Regions from separate parts of the Homo sapiens genome. Here region 2 is linked to region 1. A link is an interaction called in ENCODE POLR2A ChIA-PET data of the cell type or tissue named here. Cell type or tissue: A673. All regions are shown on one strand. Links, peaks and the distances in the headings refer to the core of each region. The heading gives the core; the rest is flanking DNA. Region 1 has its middle 64 kb from the start of SALRNA1. Region 2 overlaps PPM1A (protein phosphatase, Mg2+/Mn2+ dependent 1A).

Evidence for each region. Peaks named below come from ENCODE experiments on the same cell type or tissue, not always from the same donor. Only the 100,000 strongest peaks of a DNase experiment are listed, where the experiment ranks them.
Region 2: POLR2A ChIA-PET joins it to region 1 with 9 read pairs; 2 of 35 experiments call an interaction of 5 or more read pairs at or near these places.

What each region holds. Positions count from the first base shown.
Region 1 is chr14:60,572,309-60,577,699 of GRCh38, forward strand. It overlaps the pseudogene RPL37P5. Among named protein-coding and RNA genes, the nearest start is that of SALRNA1, 64 kb to the right of the region's middle. In A673, for the core only: no CTCF peak of the experiment used is centred there; no DNase peak of the experiment used is centred there.
Region 2 is chr14:60,292,635-60,298,025 of GRCh38, forward strand. PPM1A (protein phosphatase, Mg2+/Mn2+ dependent 1A) reads left to right here. Exons shown (of 6, transcript NM_021003.5): 6 at 1-5,391. Among named protein-coding and RNA genes, the nearest start is that of LINC02322, 28 kb to the right of the region's middle. In A673, for the core only: no CTCF peak of the experiment used is centred there; a DNase peak (open chromatin) is centred at 2,277; H3K27ac peaks cover 1,687 bases.

The sequences.
Region 1 (5,391 bases), core at 309-5,308:
CATCTTGTTGCTTCTGTGGTCGACACCAAAGAGATGGGAAGAGCAGATCCAATTTTAATGGAATCTTCAAAGTTATGCAGAAATGTTTATAATATGTAAAGCCCTTAGTGCAGTGTCTACTCATAATTGAAGGCTTGGCTAATATTAGTTGCTGTTGTGTTGCTGTTATTGTTGATATTGTTGTACAATGAAGAGCCATAGGAGACTTTTAGGAGATGTGCCACAGAAAGCAGTGCTTTATAAACTTATTTGGCTGTTATGCACAGGATGGACTGAAAAAGGAATAACTGAAAATGAGAAAACCAATGAGGCAGTGGTCTAGGAGTAAGGCAATGAAAGAAGAGAAATGAATAAATAAATTCTACTGCAACTAGTATTTTTTTGTCTGTCAGCCATTTCTCCACATGACACCAAGTGGACAGTCATAAAAGCAAAATCTTCCCGTATTAAGAACCAGTGATGCAGGGCCAGTGGCATGCAACTGTAGTCCCAGTTACTTAGGAGGCTGAAGTGGGAGGATTGCTTGAGCCCAGGAGTTCGAGGTCAGTCTAGACAACTTAGAGGAACACCATCTCTTAAAAAAGAAAGAAAGAAAAAAAGAACAACAGAAAGAACCTGTAAAAGTAGGGTTCAGTAATCCTATAAGGCATTTAGGGATTACTACAGCACTCTCCAGGGTGACGTCTATCTCTTGTGCTTTTGTGAAGAGTGAAATTAGGCAGCATAGTTACCATTTATCCAACCCTTAGCCTGCTCCCTTAGACCCTGGACCCTCCAGTGTATCCACAGTAATACCTTGGAGGGCATCTCCATTCTTCAGAAACACTGCCTTTACGAACTCCACCTAATGCCATAGAATCTACCCAGGTGCCAGGTGCCAGGTGGGAATGAAGCCTTCAGCTTCTGAAAAGAAGACAGAGCCAGTCAGTCTCATGGTAACTGTCCCTCCCTCACTTTGATGGGATTGCCTCCACTTCTGCATAGAAGACACGCATTTCGACATGTCTGAGAACTTTAGCCAATGGCACCAAGGCTGACTGGCCTTCTTTCAAAAATTCCTTAGTTGACTTCTACCAAGTGACTATATAGTGCTGCAGGTTAGAGCAAGTAACTTACAAACAGTCCATGTGGTTCTTAATGGCAGTGTTCAGGAAGGTAATCTTGGGAAGATTCTGAAGTGTTTTGTGTCTCAGTTTGTTGCTCTATGTGCCAGGAAAACAATCATAATCACTCACAGGGAGATTTAAGTCTTAACTAATGTTTGCAAAACACCTTGACATCCTCTAATGAAATTGCCACATCTAAATGACATATAATTAGAGGCAGGCTTGTACCTATGATCTTTGAGAAAAGAAACGCACAAAGAAGTAATAATTTGCACATCTATCATTGTTCATTCCATGATCAAATTCTTAACAAATACATATCACCATCCTAACTTTCTGGTTAAGAAAGCAAGTCTTTAATAGTTAAAGCACTTGAAATTACTACATCACCTTCTACTCCTATAGCCAAGGACACATCTGCTTTTACCAGTCCAGCAAATCTGAGATCCAGTCCAACTTATTTAAACACAGCAGGGAGAAAAAAAAATCCCAGACCCAAAAAGGTAAATGACTTGCCCAAGGTCGATCTAAATTTGGCCCCAGAAACTTATTCCAATTTGACAGCTTCAATTTTTAATTTTTCAAAATAGTCTGAATTGACAAGTTAAGTCACCAAAAAATAATTTAAAAAGCAGAAGAAAAAAATTTTTTTTGGTTGGGATATCAGGCTAATGTGAAATAGAAGTTATTCTCTATGCCAACCAGGGTAAGGACTCTTGAAACGTCCTAATTAAGTGGATATGAGCCAATGATTTCTCTTCCAAAATATTTTAGTTTTGCAAGTAATGTCCCTTCCATGTCTGAAAAAGAGCATTTCTAAATGCATAGCAGATTTCTCATATTTTCTCTGGAAGCCTTCCCCAAGCTGTTTCATAATAGGTGACTTGCTACTCAAAGCCATGATGGTCCCACAAAGCAAAACTTTCACAACACATTCCGCTTCTTGGCTCCAAACACTGCCGCATATGGATAGGCCTGGTACCAAGGAATCCTCTTGAAAACTCCCACATTCTTACATTTAAATGCTCAATTTATGCACTCTTCTATCAAAAGAGCTTTGTGAGAGGTGAAGTTATTTTCGTTAATCTCATTTGCTAATCAAAAAATGTGAAAGAACTGTGATTTTTCTCTAAAAATACCATGATTTATAGGCAGCAGCTACTTAGATACTGACGATCATTTTCCTCCAAGGTAAATGTCCTGGCCATCGGTACAATAGTACATTTTACAAGATTCTGGTAAGAATATTCCTAAGAAGGGAATTAAATTATAAGAATATTTACTTCATTTCAGCAGTTTTTAGTTACATTGCCATGTATGAAACTTAAAAACACTAAAGTTATTTATGTATGGTAATGCGGGTAATATCCTACTGTTTAATTATTTTGTTTTTATTTAGTTTTTAGTATAGAAATATATTGAATTAACTAATTCCCATTTTTTTCTAACAGAAAATTATAGTGATTTTTTTTCTTTCTGTTCGGGGAAGGGAGACTCTGGATGGAAAATTGCTCATTCCTAGAGAGGAAAAATTAAGATATTTCTCCCTCGATAATTCACACAATTTTTTTTACTTCATTGAAATAAAGGTAGCATTAATTATAAATACATTTACAGATTCCATTACTCTATACAATTTTTTAAAATCCTGATTAAATGGTATAATAACCCTGAAATATACAATTGGCTCTTTATTGTTTAATCCCTAGGTTGGCAGCACCAACCACCAAGCAGAGTCACAGGCCAGTCACCATAACTTCACGCTCACTGTGAGAAGCATACGTGGAAAGCAGATCTGGTAACAAAAACCAGGCTGGGAATGCATGTGGTTCCTGATGGTGCTTTTCCAGAAAGAGTTGTGTCATAATAGCAGCATTTCTAAGGAGAGAAAATGGAGGAGAAAAGGAATGAAGAAACACCTTTGTTGTTGAGCAACAGTACAAAGAAAAGCTGGGTGCAGTGGCTAATGCCTATAACCCCAGCACTTTGGGAGGCTGAGTAGTGTGGATCACCTGAGGTCAGGAGTTTCAGACCAGCCTGGCCAACATGGCCCATCTCTACTAAAAATACAAAAATTAGCCAGGCGTGATGGCACATGCCTATAATCCCAGCTACTCAGGAGGCTGAGGCAGGAGAATAACTTGAATCCAGGAGGGAGAGGTTCAGCAAGCCGAGATCACATCACTGCACTCCAGCCTGGATGACAGAGCAAGATCCATCTCAAAAAAAAAAAAAAAAAAGAATGCTATGCTATGTAGGGGTATGAGGAACCAAGACTCTGTATAATAGATGGCATAGGGCATAGATGTGCAGCTTTCCTCCCGGGAACTTCACAGACCTCTGCCTCTCCCCATTGACCATATGGGTATTACACACTTATGCCTGGGTACAAACTCCTGTTCCACACCTACATGCTTTGTGACCTTGCTAAGCTATGTTACTCCTCTCTACCTCAGTGTTCTCATGTGTACAGTGGGGTTATTATGACTTACTTCATAGTGTTAATGTGATGATTAAATAAAGTCATATATGCAAAACATTTATAGAGTACTACCCAACATGTTAATAAGGACTTTATGTTTTAGCCATGTGTATTATTACTAACATTTCTACTTAAAAACTAAACTAAGTCCAACTAAAGTGTCTTTATAGATGAAGAGAAACTAGTTGTTGGCCTACCAAATATAATTATTGATGTCATTTCTATGCATATATGACATTTATCCTTCTAACCACTTCGACCACATTCTCAACTGTTAGGAGATCACTCAGAGAACACAAACATGTCAGACACAGACACAGACATAAATAAAACACAAGGCATCTATGATCAGTACATGACTGAGAGTCACACAGAATGCTGGTGATGCAGAAAAGAGACAGCAATTCTGTCTAATGGGGAGGAGTCAAGGAACACTTCACAGAGGAAGTGACATTTCAGCTAAATCTTAAAGCCACACAGTGTTTGAAGGGGAGAGAAGTTGCAAGGCAAGAGTCTACTGCAGGACATGGGAACAGATAGCCTGCTGTGAAAGGAGCAAGAAAGGAGGGAAAGGAAATGAGAAGAAATGAGCCTAGAAAGCTGGCCCATATTATAAAGAACTGTGTGAGACAGGCAAATGTGATGAGGAATGATGGTTAATTTTACGTGTTAATTTGACTGGTCCACAGGGGGCCCAGACATTTGGTCAAACTGATTCTAGGTGTATGTCTGTGAGGGTGTTTCTGGATGAGATTAACATTTGTTTGTTTGTTTGTTTGTTTTTGTGAGATGGAGTCTCGCTCTGTCACCCAGGCTGCAGTGCGATGGCACGATCTCAGCTCACTGCAACTTCCGCCACCTGGGTTCAAGCAATTCTCCTGCCTCAGCCTCCCAAGTAGCTGGGATTACAGGCACCCACCAGGCCTGCTAATTTTTTTGTATTTTTAGTAGAGGCGGGGTTTCACCACATTGGCCAGGCTGGTTTTGAACTCCTGGCCTCAAGTGATCCGCCCGCCTCGGCCTTGCAAAGTGCTAGGATTATAGGTGTGAGCCACCGCGCCCAGCCGGAGATTAACATTTGAATCAGTAAACTGAGTAAAGCAGACCAGCCTTCCCAACAGGAGTGGGTCTCATCTAACCCACTGAAGGCCTGAATAGAACAAAAAGGCTGACCCTGAAGTGAATAAGGGGGAATTCTTCCTCCCTAACTGCCTGCAAGCTGGGACATCATTTTATTCCTGCCTTCAGACTCAAATTGAAACATCGACTCTTCTTGGATCTTGAGCATGCTGGTATTTGCACTGGAACTACAAAATCAGCTCTCCTGGGCCTCCAGTGTACTGGCCACAGATCTCAGTTTGTCTTAGCCTTCATAATCACTTGAGCTAATTCCTCATAATCAATCTCTTTATGTGAATATATATTATGTATATGTAAATATGTAAATATATATGCACACATAGGAGATATATATATATATAGATATATATATAGAGATATATATAGAGAGAGATATATATATAGATATATATAGAGAGAGATATATATATAGATATATATATATATCCTATTCAGTCTACTTCTCTACAGTACCCCAATACATGGGGGGAAATTTTCAAATGTCTCTATCCATGGTGTCTCCCTCAGTTGCCTTTTGAGGACAATTCTGTGACTGCACATGGATGATTTTATGTGTTGCCAGGGCTAATAGGTAAAGCTCCAAAATTAAGGAAGAGAAAAGGGAGCAGAATGATTTACCAAAGTGGCAGCATAAGCTTCTCTTGAAGAAAAGACTCAACTAAA
Region 2 (5,391 bases), core at 122-5,121, 280 kb before region 1:
CTAGCCCAGAACTGATTTTTTTTTTTTTTTTTGTAAATTTGAGACTTATGTAAGCGTGATTTCAAACCATAATTCGTGTTGTAAATCAGACTCCAGCAATTTTTGTTGTATGATTTTGTTTTTTTGTAAAGTGTAATTGTCCTTGTACAAAATGCTCATATTTAATTATGAACTGCTTTAAATCACTATCAAAGTTACAAGAAATGTTTGGCTTATTGTGTGATGCAACAGATATATAGCCCTTTCAAGTCATGTTGTGTTTGGACTTGGGGTTGGAACAGGGAGAGCAGCAGCCATGTCAGCTACACGCTCAAATGTGCAGATGATTATGGAAAATAACCTCAAAATCTTACAAAGCTGAACATCCAAGGAGTTATTGAAAACTATCTTAAATGTTCTTGGTAGGGGAGTTGGCATTGTTGATAAAGCCAGTCCCTTCATTTAACTGTCTTTCAGGATGTTCCTTCGTTGTTTCCATGAGTATTGCAGGTAATAATACAGTGTATTCATAAGAATCTCAATCTTGGGGCTAAATGCCTTGTTTCTTTGCACCTCTTTTCAAGTCCTTACATTTAATTACTAATTGATAAGCAGCAGCTTCCTACATATAGTAGGAAACTGCCACATTTTTGCTATCATGATTGGCTGGGCCTGCTGCTGTTCCTAGTAAGATATTCTGAATTCCATTTTATCAATAAAGCTTGATTTAACAAACAAGAAACTTAATCATGTATGTGTAATTCCTCTTTTACCCTGGCCTTTTAAAACACTGTGCCGTTGTAATGAGACGTTTCTCATAGGGAAAGATGTTAGTCTCTTTTAATTGGACAACACTGTCACTCAAGGCATAGATGAAACTTTCCTTCCATTAGAAAGACTAAAAGATTTAATTCTTGGTTGTACCTTAATCTATTTTTTAAATAGGTTTCTTTCAGGCTGCTTATTTTTCATTAAGATGTGTATCAGCTTGGATTTGCCTACTGTTTAATTAAAATATTTATTGTCAAAGTTTGACAATCTAACACTCTATGGTAGGGGTGTGTGTGTGTGTGTTTGTGAGTGTGTGTTTGCCTGTGATTTTTAATTGGCCCATGTCTTTAGAATCCAAGTGGTTAAGATGTATTTGTGATTTGAAATATAGCATGTTGATAATATTTAGCTGTTGGCCTTTACAAATAACTTTCAAAGCTTAAGGAATTGTAGATATAAAAATAACCTAATTTAATTTAGGCTTAAATTCCTCTGATTAAGCATGTGAAAGTAAGTTTTAAAATCTGTCGCATTGAAAAGATTACTGTTCCGTGCCCTTCTGTATTTTTGTCTCTTTAGGTTGAATATTGTATTTATCACCATGTAATCATTCAGTAGGCAGATTCCCACTAGAAAACTGTTGAAATGTAAGACTAAAATACAACATTGAATACAAAATCAAAATTTTGTGTATAAAAACCAGTATAGTCCATTTTGTTATATTTGTTTTTTCCCTAACTTGGAAATATACATATTTGTATATATAGCCTTAAAATTAATGTAAAGTTAGGGGAGTAGTGGGGAAAGTAATGTGAAATGTCTCAGATTTAAGTAGTTAAATACCAGCAAAATCTTTTCATTATCCCTCTTATTTTGTGAGGTGATTAAATGTAACTTAATTGTATTTAATTTATATCTTATTCCAGCATGAATGAGGAAAAACTGAAGTACTATTTATATTTAGAAATTCATATCAGTTGAAATTACAGAACCAATTCCATACTTACAATAAATACTTAATGTCTAAATCTGTGGTAGAGTGCGAAGTATGATAATGTTCTAAGTTATGGCTTTGCAAGCATCTAAATGTGCATTTAATGAATACCAGTGCTTCTAGTATAGACTAATTACCAGACATACTGGTACTGAAAGCTAAATCCCTATTATAACAAACCAGTTCCTTAATATTTTAAGTAGACTGACAACTTTAGTTCCAGAAATTGCAAAACTTTGAACTGGACTGTGTAATCTTTTGAGATGCAAAACTTAAGTCACAAGTAGAGTATGTGATGGAAAGCTGTATTTCAAACCATAACAGCATATTTAGAGCCTTTTTTTTTTGAGTCTTTAAACAAGAGAAAATTAAAATATTCCTGTCAAAATTATTAGTATTGAAATTAGGCTTGGACACGAGAGAGAACCGTATTTGAGTGATGTGAGAAGACTAAATCTTTTCCACATGAGTCAGCACTGCCATACTAATAATTTTTTTACTATAAAAATACAGGAAGGAAGTATACATTATAACAGCAGACTGTGTGTGTTCCTGATTCCTGGAGGTAATAGTGGGGGGAAACCAACCATACTTTTTAAAGGCACTTTTGCACCTCTATTGTGCACTTCATTCTTGTACCACTTAAATTCTTCACCCCCATCCCCTTTTTTTGTGCTAATTAGCATCTCAGGGCAATGCCTCAAAAATGTTTGATGTGTTCTGTTCTTTGGAGGGAAAAAGTTCTTATGTGATGATAATATAGTACTCAAAATATACTTTTATCATTTAAATGTCTTATTTGCTGCTATGAATAGGAAATAACATTTTGTATAGCAGGCTCTGTTTTACCCTAACATTAAAAAATTTCACTGATCTTTCTTTCATTAACAGGGTAGAATCTCCTAATTTCCACTTTCTTGGGAATATACTTTTATAGACAATAGAAGCAGTTCTCAATATTAGCATATACTTTAAAAAATCAAAGTGATAACTTAATTCAGCTTTGGAAGTATCTCAAACATATTTTTACTTTATAGTGCATTAACTTGCTTCTAGAGTACTTAATGCAACTGCTCTAGCCACTTAATTTTTTATACTAATCTCAACATTAAGAAATTTGGATTAAGTAATAAATTAGTTATGTAATTCAAGTAATCTGAATTACAGCAGTACTTTTAGTGATCATTCATAGGACTATATATTAACCCAGCTAATAACTCAGTTTTTTTACAAAATGTTTCGAGTATTATTGGTAAAACACTGTTCTAGGCTAAGCACATTGGGACTGTAAAGAAATGAGTAGATCCTTGGCTTCAAGTTTACATCTGGACAATTTATAATCTAGTGTATGTTAGTATTATAACTGGATCACTCATCAAAAAATATATATATATATCTATTGCCCACCTGCTATCTACCAGGTACTTAGCTGATCAAGGCAGGCCCCTGCCCTAAAGACCTTGTTTATACTTCCTTTACTCACCTGAAAACTGTTCTCCAGTTTATTTTCTTCTCTCTAAAGTTAAAGAGTAATTCAGAAGAAAATTTTGCTTAGCATAAGAATAAAATTGGACTGAAGAGGCTTAAGCCCATTCAGTATCCTTGATTGCATTTATCCAACGGCCTTTATTCTTCCTGCTGACAGCAGTAACTCAGAGGAATAGGTAGTAGATTTCTGAAAATTATCCAGCCATGGAAATGTAGGTGGGGTTTGAGTTTAAGGCATTTAAAAATGTAAATATCTCTAGCTAAATTTATCTTAAGTAGAACTCTGTGTTTTTGTAACACACTGCCAGTGTTAATATCAAATTTTAGCCAAATTATTACTATGTGTTTTAATATTTTAAAATAATTTCACTGCCCATCTTTACTGGACAAACTCATTTGGAGTTCAACTTGTGATTTCTGAAAGAACTGATGAAATTGGGTACTGCTTTTTTTCTCCATTTTTCGTTTTGTTTTAATTTTGAATTTCATGGTATATACTTTTAGTTCAAACTCAGCTGTTTGTACAGTATTGTATTAGGATTTGGTATTAGAAAAGATGTGTAAATATCTTAGTATATAATTGTTTCTCATTTGAGGTTTTTCTTCTAAGGGACCTTAAAGAGTTTTATATACTTTTGCTCACAGAAACTGCTGGTGAGATTACCATTTTTTGAGTATCTAGTCTTCTAGTTTTTCTTTTAGGCATTAGGAAGCCTTCTTTAGAGTTCAAAATTTTAGAAGCCTAATTTGCTCTTACTTCCTTCAATTATGTGCCATGTGTTTTGGTTTGTATATGTTTTAAATTGTATATTTCCTTGGAATATGCTTGAAATATTTAAGAATACATTTTCAAAATGTATAATACTGTATTGTTTTGTTGATCAGAATAATAAGTCTCAGTTAAATGTTTGTTATTACTGATAGTCAAAATGCTCAATAGAAATGATGAGAGGCATTGGTTCCAATTCATTGTCAAATGAACGTTTTCTAATTTTGTTCACAGATTCTTTCCCTTTCGATTGTTCTGTATGTTAAGATAGTGGCTTCTGCTCTCACTGTTTTCCTATTTATATTACTAGCAGGTAGGAGTGCTAATTAGAAAAACTTAGATGGTATTGAAATTACAGTTGACAACTTATATTTTTATGAGATGGAGAAAAAAGATTAAGTTGATATAACAACAAAGTGGACTTTTTTTCTTCCTTATCCTGCACGAAATATTGCCCTTGTTTCCTCTACTTTCCTCTTGGTGTTTTCTCTTTTTTTCAAACAGAAACAGGCCAATTCCATTTTCTTGAGCAAGAAAGCTTAGTGTGTTACTTCATCAAGGCCAGCTAATACTGTGTTAAACCGGGCTGAAAATGAGAAAACTTGGGAGATGGAGGAATGGGGAAATGGCAGTGGGATAGGTAGGGAAGGATTACTCTTAATTGTTTTAAAAGCCATAGGAAAGTCTTCCTTGTACGTGGCTGTAAATTTATAAGAACTATTGTGTCACATAAACCAACAAGAATGAACCTTTGCTGCTTCAGATAATTTGATTTTTCCAGCAAGGAAATTAATAAGTTACTGATTCTTCAGCATAGAAACAACTGAGAAGAATTAATGCAATGTTTCTTCACTAGAAAACCCAACCCTTCATTTCTTTTCATTGCTCCAAAACCCAGTTTTCAACTAATGGTTTTCTCATTAAACTAAATGTTTAGAAAAGTTGTTTAGAGTTTTTCTTTTTCTTTTACATAGTCCTCCTGATCCAGTATAAGACTATTTAGTAACGTGCATTTGTATGGTACTATCTAAAGTAAGTTAGATTGATGTAAGAGATCGGGTAGCTGCGGAACAAAATTAGTTATATCCTAATTAGGTACAGTGAATGACACAAAATCATTTTAGCAATGCTTCTTAACCTTTTGGGGTCACAGGCGTTTTGAGACTGATGAATCCTAGGGACTTATTTACCCAGGAAAATGCGTATATAACATACATATCTCCCTAAAGTTTACAATATTGTAGTGGTTCATGGGCCCCCTGGTTAAGAGCCCATTCTAAAGTACAATAGGGCATCATCCCTTTTCCTGCAAAGCCCAAAAGTATATTTCTAGGGCATGAAAATAACTTGAGTCTATTTTAAGGAATTGTTTCACTCTAGAGGTAGATAG